2 separate regions of the Homo sapiens genome follow, and region 2 is linked to region 1. Evidence: read pairs that join two places in POLR2A ChIA-PET (ENCODE). Cell type or tissue: CD4-positive, alpha-beta T cell. All regions are shown on one strand.

The links. Peaks named below come from ENCODE experiments on the same cell type or tissue, not always from the same donor. Only the 100,000 strongest peaks of a DNase experiment are listed, where the experiment ranks them.
Region 2: POLR2A ChIA-PET joins it to region 1 with 6 read pairs; 2 of 35 experiments call an interaction of 5 or more read pairs at or near these places.

The regions. Positions count from the first base shown.
Region 1 is chr5:56,827,165-56,831,164 of GRCh38, forward strand. The region is part of intron 1 of MAP3K1 (mitogen-activated protein kinase kinase kinase 1); the gene reads left to right. Among named protein-coding and RNA genes, the nearest start is that of MAP3K1, 14 kb to the left of the region's middle. In CD4-positive, alpha-beta T cell, CTCF peaks have their summits at 89 and 290; DNase peaks (open chromatin) are centred at 127 and 2,117; H3K4me3 peaks cover 1,255 bases; H3K27ac peaks cover 993 bases.
Region 2 is chr5:57,132,881-57,136,880 of GRCh38, forward strand. No RefSeq gene overlaps it. Among named protein-coding and RNA genes, the nearest start is that of GPBP1, 39 kb to the right of the region's middle. In CD4-positive, alpha-beta T cell, no CTCF peak of the experiment used is centred here; no DNase peak of the experiment used is centred here; H3K27me3 peaks cover 2 bases.

The DNA of each region.
Region 1 (4,000 bases):
AGTGGAGGCAGGGTCCAGGGACCAAGCTGGGACACGATTTCTGGCTCTGGCCAGAGAGAGAGCCACGCAGAGCTCTCTGCCTCGTATTGCCCCCACTGGCCAATCCTTGAATCTCAGCGCTTAGGACAAAATAAAAAAGCCTTTGTAATTTGACAGGTAACCACAGAGTGTTAGGAAGTGGGTCAGGAGGCCCCAAGAAGGATTTACATCAGAGCTGGGACAAGACAGTCTGGGGTCACAAATCTGGGAGCTGTGGCTTTTGTACTTCAGTAGCTCCATGTAGTTTCAGAGGTTCACAGATTGGGAAGTGTTCTCATGGCAAAATGAATTCCATCCACTGTGGTCCTGAATGTGGTTTTGGAACTACATGTTTCCATTTCAGAGACCATGCACTGTAGTGATTAAGAACCTGGGCCTTGCTGGGTGCCGTGGCTCACGCCCGTAATCCCAGTACTTTGGGAGGCTGAGGCGGGTGGATCACCTGAAGTCAGGAGTTCGAGACCAGCCAGGCCAACATGGTGAAACCCCGTCTCTACTAAAAATACAAAAATTAGCCGGGCTTGGTGGTGTGTGCCTGTAATCCCAGCTTCTTGGGAGGCTGAGGCAGGAGAATCACTTGAAACTGGAAGGCAGAGGTTGCAGTGAGCTGAGATCGCGCCACTGCTCTCCAGCCTGGGTGACATGACGAAAACTCCATCTCAAAAAAAAAAAAGAACCTGGGCCCTAGGAATTAGACCTGTTAGCTACTTGGACCCCAGGGAAGTCACTTCTCTGAACCTTGAATTTCTTGTCTCTAAAATGGGGTCGTTGGTGGTATAATGAAGCACCATTCTTGATCCAGAAAAGTATTCAGTTAATACTAACTGTAGATAATACTCTTGCAAGTAACTGTCTATGCTCACTACTTAAACCTTTAACCTTTTAGAATGAGGTTAAGAGCCTCCCCCAAGGTTGCTGTGCTACTTATCACTAGGTTAGCAAAGGCGGTTTGTGTAGATAATACATCATCTTGATAACAATACATTTTCCCCTGTTATTTTGAAATGATTTACTAGAAAAATAGAAAATGGCAACTTTCAAAATTCTGTGATATGGGATAAAGCATCTCCTCAGGGTTCTTATCTCTGTGACCTAATGCAGGTTTCTTGGTCTTCTTTTCTCATCTGTGAAAAGAAAAGGTTGGTTTACATAATCTCTCAGTTCCATTCAAGCTCTAGCAACTCTCCAAAAATTTAACTTGGAAATTACTTCTTGTGGCTAAATTTAGCTGTAATTATTGAAACAACAATTAGTTTTTTGAACTTAGAAACTCTTGGAATTTTAAACCTGGGTAACAACTATAAAGAGAAATGCAAATGAAAAGCAACAAAAGCTTAGAAAAAAGAAATCATGTTTGTCAAGCAACATTAAGTGATGAGAAAATCTGTTTTTTAAAAAGCGTAATAACTGCTAGGAGAATATTATTTTGCAAATTGGAGAAAATAAATTAGGTCAAAGTCATTAGCATGTTTGTGTTTAGCAAATACTACCTTAGGGGGCAGTTTTTAAAGTAACTTTAATTTTTTGACAACTTTGCTATTAAAAGCTATCTTTTTCTTCTTAATGTTAATTGTATAAAGAAGGGACATTTTTGGATATAACCTCTAAAAAAGCTTCTTCTTTGACTTCTTCTTGTGTTTATTTATAAAGACCTTTTTGTAAATAAACATGTATGCATCTTTTTTTTTTAAGTTAAAAATGCATCGCTTGGTAACAATCATATTGCTTCCTAATTGTGAAAATTTACATTTAATTATATTTTGGGGGTTTTTTCATGTAATTTGGATAGAGTTGACAGCTACTAGAAAATGCAACTGCATTTCACTATTCTATTATTTTGGGCTCAAGTTCTAAAAAATTATGACTTTCAAATAGACTTGGAATAAGACTGTTTAACTGATTTAATCATTGTAATTGCACCAACTTGAATCGTATTCACAGAAACCACCTTGCCTATTGCTGTTTTTCTTCTTTTTTTTTTTTTCCTCTTTTTTCTGAGACAGGGTCTCACTCCTTCACCCAGGCTGAAGTGCAGTGACATGATCATGACTCACTGCAGCGTCAACCTTAGCGGGCTCAGTGTATCCTTTCACTTCAGCCTCCTGCGTAGCTGGGACCACAGGTGCATGCCACTGTGCCCGGCAAATTTTTTTTTTTTTTTTTTTGTAGTGACAGAGTTTCGCCATGTTGCCTAAGCCGGTCTCCAACTCCTGGGCTCAAGCAGTCCACCCGCCTTGGCCTCCCAGAATGCCAGGCTTACAGGTGTGAGCCACCATGCCGAGCCCGCATTGCTGTTTTTTATACACTGAACTGAAACTGTTCATAATTCATTGCAGAGCACACGGACATTCAGCAGTAATTATTTTTTGTCTTGGATTCCTGGTAGTAAAGAATGCTTGATCCTTCCTGCTTCTGCCCCAACCCATGCTAGTTCTTACTGTTGTGATCAGTTATTAGATATTTATTTGGGGCACTTACTCTGTGCTGCTAGCACGTGATTTCCAGATAAGGCTGTGATCAGGAATAGAGCAAAGTCTTGAATCTTGGTCACCTCAGCACCATTCTCTAGGTAGTTGTGACTGATGGTGATAACTGGCTGTAGGTTTTGTTACCAGTAAATAAGGCAGCTAAGCTGTCATCTGCACAATGCAAACTGAAATCATCCTGCAGTTTTTTAAGTGGATAGTAGGACATTCCCTCCATTGCAAGATGATTTGCTAGGAGAGTTTTAAATAGTGCTGAAGACACACGAGAACAAAGCCTTCCCTTTTTGAGCTCAGGTCCAAAAAAGCAGTTTTGGCATTAAAGAGAAAAGGTTTATGCTCAAGAACTTCTTGCTTTTTCTTCTCCCTCTTACTTCTTGGACTAAGTGTTGGTGATAAGATACAAAACCGTTGGTGTCTGAAGTACCTCTGAATCCAGCAGCCTTCTAAAGAAATGTTATCAGAATTATATTGTGTAATATAATGCTTTCTTCTTGTTGAGGATGCCCCAGAATACCGATAGATGTCACAGATTTTGCAGATTATAATTGTGAATTTAAAATTTAAAATGTCATATATTTTAATTACTAAAAACAAATTAGTAGACATTTCTTATCTGAGTAGAAGATACTGTTGGCCATAACCTAATCCAAAATGAAATTTTTTTTCCCCAAGTTCCGTCTCTGTTTCTTGTTTTACTTTCCCTCTCTCTTTCTTAAACACATACATATACTACCTACCCCACCCCCATGCATATACAGGTCTTTCTAAATTACTGCCTTTTCACTCCACATGACCAAGTTGTTTTGGGACTTGGTGTTCCAGGTTCAGTAAGCCTCTTACACTGGGTTCTGTGCTATAGAAAAGTTGCTATAGTGCTGGTACACACACATTTTCCTGTAAATTTCTCAGTTCTTTATTTAAAAATAAATATTTTATAAATCATTTATTGAGCATTGATAGGGTTTGTGTGTGTAATCAGATGCTGTCCTTCTGCTTTATACTTTGGATTACCTGTACTGTACTTTTTACACCTAGTCTGACTTCCTGTCCTTATACTATTGGGTTACTTCTGCCCCAGCTGTATCATTTTGTGTGTATTTAGAGCACATGAGCTAAATCTTATATTGGTTAAAGAGTTTAAAAATCTGTCACAAAATTTTGCCCAAAGACAGAAAATTTTATGTTGTCATTTACTGTTTTTTTTTTAAATACCTAGTCTAGGATTGATTTTTTTTTTTTGTAATGCACTATGAGAGATTGCCTACATTAAAAGCATTGGTAACAGCACGTAAATGTTTTGTAAGAAGTTTCTGCGTAAGGAATATAATATATTTAAAATGTTAATTCATTCCCATATGCTTAAGTAGTCATGTGTGTCAGATCTTTTCAAGTACAGTGTTCTTGCATTAAAATAGCCTAGAAATTTTATTTCTGCATTCCAGTTCTGTCTTCTATAACTTTTTTTTAACCCGTGA
Region 2 (4,000 bases), 310 kb after region 1:
TCTAATGTGTGTGTGTTTTTTTCTTTTGTAGAGATGAGGTCTTGCTATGCTGCCCAGGCTGTTCTTGAACATCGGAGCTCAAGCAATCCTCCTGCCTCAGCCTCCCAAAGTGCTGGGATTACAGGCGTGAGCCACTGCACCCAGCCTAATGTGTTTTATATAGGTTATAAACACATTTCTATGTATTTTAATTTACATAAATGATATACGGTATTTTTTTTTGTTTGCTTTGTTTCGTCTTTTTTTTTTGAGAGAGAGAGTCTCTGTCACTCAGGCTGGACCTCCCAGGCTCAAGCAATCCTCTTGCCTCAACCTCTGGAATAGATGGAACCACCGGCGTGCACCACCACATCCAGCTAATTTTTTTTAGTTTTTCATAGAGATGGGGTCTCCCTAGGTTGCCCAGGTTTGTTTGTTCTATTTCTTACTTCTTTACTCTTCAGCATTATGTTTTTGTTTTTGAGACAGAGTCTTGCTCTGACACTCAGGCTAGAATGCAGTGGCATGATCACAGCTCATTGCAGCTTCAACCTCCTAGGTTCAAGGGACCGTCCCACCTCAGCCTCTCCAGTAGCTGGGACTACTGGAAAGAATATCCTTGTATGACTGTCCTTCAGGCCTGTGCAAGAATTTCCCTGGCATATGCACAATATATCCAGAGATAATTGAGTCAGAGGTATATACTAACTTTTTTCACCGAATTCTGTCAGAATGCTTTCTAGAATACCTGAATCAGTTTACCCTACTTTCCCATATACTTGCCAAACTGAGATGTAGCATTCTTTATCATTTTTGCCAATCTGATGAATGTCAAACGGTATAATATCTTTGCTTTAATTTTTGTTTGCTTTCTAGTGAGGCTGATTATGTCTTCATTATTTGTTAGCCCTTTGGACTTCTCTTGCTTCAGATTGCCTAGTCATATCTTTTTCCTATTTTTCTGTTGAGTTTCCAATATTTTCTTGCTGATTTGCTGGAGTTATTTATATTCTAGTTTTGATGCCCTGAAGGTTTTAGCCATTGCTATTATCTTTTCCAACTCAGTCACCTGTCTCATAAGTTTGTACTTCATTGAACACAAATCTTTAAATTATATGCAGTCACATTCAATTTTTTTTCTTTTTCTTTTTCTATTTATTTATTTATTTATTTGAGACAGAGTTTTACTCTTGTCACCCTGGCTGGGGTGCAGTGTACAATTTCAGCTCACTGCAACCTCCGCTTCCCAGGTTCAAGCAATTCTTCTGCCTCAGCCTCCTGAGTATATGGGGTTACAGGCATGCGCCACCATGCCTGGTTAATTTTGTATTTTTCGTAGAGACAGGTTTCACCATGTTGGTCAGACTGGTCTCGAACTCCTGACCTCAGGTGATCTGCCCGCCTCGAGTTCCCAAAGTGCTGGGATTACAGGCATGAGCCACCTCGCCCAGCCCCTCATTTTTTTTTTTTTAATCTCATGTTGGTATTTTGGATCTTGCTCAAGTTTTCCTCCTGATTCACAAACATTGTCCCCTGCATTTTCTATTAATATTATTTTAGTAGATAGTAGAATCCATTTTGAGTCCCCTTTACACACGATAAAAAGAGAGTTCAAGCTTGATTTTTCTCTGTAAAACTGTAAGCCAGGTTTATCATGCCACCTAAGAAACAATCCATCCTTTTGTTATTGTTTTGTGGTGCTACCTTTATCAAATATCAAGGCTCGCTCCTGTAATACCAACGCTTTGGGAGGCTGAGGCAGGAGGATCACTGGAGGTCAGGAGTTCAAGACCAGACTGGGCAAAATAGCAGGACGCCCGTCTCTAGAAACAAACAACCAACCAAACAACCAAAACAAATGTTTTAATTTAATCACACTTGTTTCTCTCAGGAATAAAACAATTATTAATCATATCATGCATGTCAGAATGTCTTCAGATCTGTATCAAGCCCCTAGAATGCTTGCCTACTTAAGTCCTTTACACATGGATTATTTATTTATTTATTTATTTATTTTCGAGACAGAGTTTCACTCTTGTCCCTCAGGCTGGAGTGCAATGGTGAGATCTTGGTTCACTGCAACCTCTGCCTCCCGGGTTCAAGCAATTCTCCTGCCTCAGCCTCGAGAGTAGCTAGGATTACAGGTGCACGCCACCACGCCCAGCTAATTTTTGTATTTTTAGTAGAGACGGGGTTTCACCATGTTGGCCAAGCTGGTCTTGAACTCCTGACCTCAGGTGATCTGCCGGCCTCAGCCTCCCAAAGTGCTGGGATTACAGGCGTCAGCCGCCACACCCGGCCCTTTTCACATGGATTTTTCAGGCTTGGGGGTTTCTTCCTTGCCCATTCTTCAGACCGTACGATACAAGTGCCCAGAATATGGGGGACCTTTATCAGGTACCCTAGTTATTGTATGGAGTTGGTTGACAAGCCTCATTTTGCAGGAACTTGTGTCTACTCTTCCATTCGCTAGATCTGAATTCTTAGTATGCCTCATTTTCCATGAACTGGATTATTTCAGGTTTTTGGTCTCCAGCCTAAAACTGCTGTTACTGCTGATACTTGCTCTCCAAATGTTAATCCCCTCCCTAGGAAGCTCCACATCCCTCCCAGTTTGTCTTCTCTCTGAGGTCCCTGTTAAATTTCTCTCACTCTATCTGCCTGTGCAAAAATGAGATAAAAATGAAATTTTCAACCATAATGTCCATCAAAGGAGGGTAGAGCCTGGTAAATAAAAGCCTTTTTGTTCTACTGAACATTTGGATGTGTTTGGATATGCAAAACGGGGGCCAGATCTTAGCCTGGAAGTAGACAGCAGTGAGAACTGCTGTGTTCTGTGTAAAGAATAAGAATTTGCATTTGGGGGCTGCAGTTCAGGAAGGAGAGGGTACTGAAATGATACAAGACCCAGGAGAGAAGAGAAACAATCTAGCCAGGGTGTTACTAAATACCTATATGAGTCAGAAGCCAATAGAAAAATTCCCTGGGGCCGGGTACGGTGGCTCACGCCTGTAATCCCAGTACTTTAGGAGGCCGAGGCGGGCGGATCACGAGGTCAGGAGATGGAGACCATCCTGGCTAACACGGTGAAACCCCATCTCTACTAAAAAATACAAAAAATTAGCCAGGCGAGGTGGCGGGTGCCTGTAGTCCCAGCTACTCGGGAGGCTGAGGCAGGAGAATGGCGTGAACCTGTGAGATTCCGCCACTGCACTCCAGCCTGGGTGACAGAGCGAGACTCCGTCTCGAAAAAAAAAAAAAAAAAAAAAGAAAAGAAAAGAAAAAGAAAAATTCCTTGGAAAAGAACTTTTAAGAAGTATCTAGTATTTGGCTGGGAGCGGTGGCTCATGCCTGTAATCCCAGAACTTTGGGAGGCCGAGGCAGGCAGATCACCTGAGATCAGGAGTTCAAGACCAGCCTGGCCAACATGGGGAAACCCTACAGACTAAAAATACAAAAATTAACTGGGCGTGGTGGTACGCGCCTGTAGTTGCAGCTACTCAGGAAGCTGAGGCAGGAGAATCGCTTGAAGTCGGGAGGCAGAAGTTGCAGTGAGCTGAGATCGCACCACCGCATTCCAGCCTGGGTGACAGGACAAGACTCTGTCTCAAAAAAAAAAGAAGTATCTAGTATTCAAGTGGAAGGGTTCATGTTGTTGAGCTGTGAATACCCATACCTCATTCATTTTCACTCCCAAAATTTTCATCAAAGTCTGATAAAAAACAAAAATGTACTGGGTGCAGTGGCTCACACCTGTTAAATCCCCAAACTTTGGGAGGCTGAGGTGGGAGGATCACTTGAGGCCAGGAGTTGAAGACCAGCTTGGGCAACATGATGAGACCTTGTCTCTAGAAAAAAAAATGTTAAAAAATTAGCTGAGCATGATGGCATGTGTCTGTGGTAGCAGCTACTTGGGAGGCTGAGGTGGGAGGATCAATTGAGCCTAAGAAGTTGAGGCTGCAGTGAGCCATGATCTTGCCACTGCACTCCAGCCTGGGCAACAGAGCAAGAACCTGTCTCA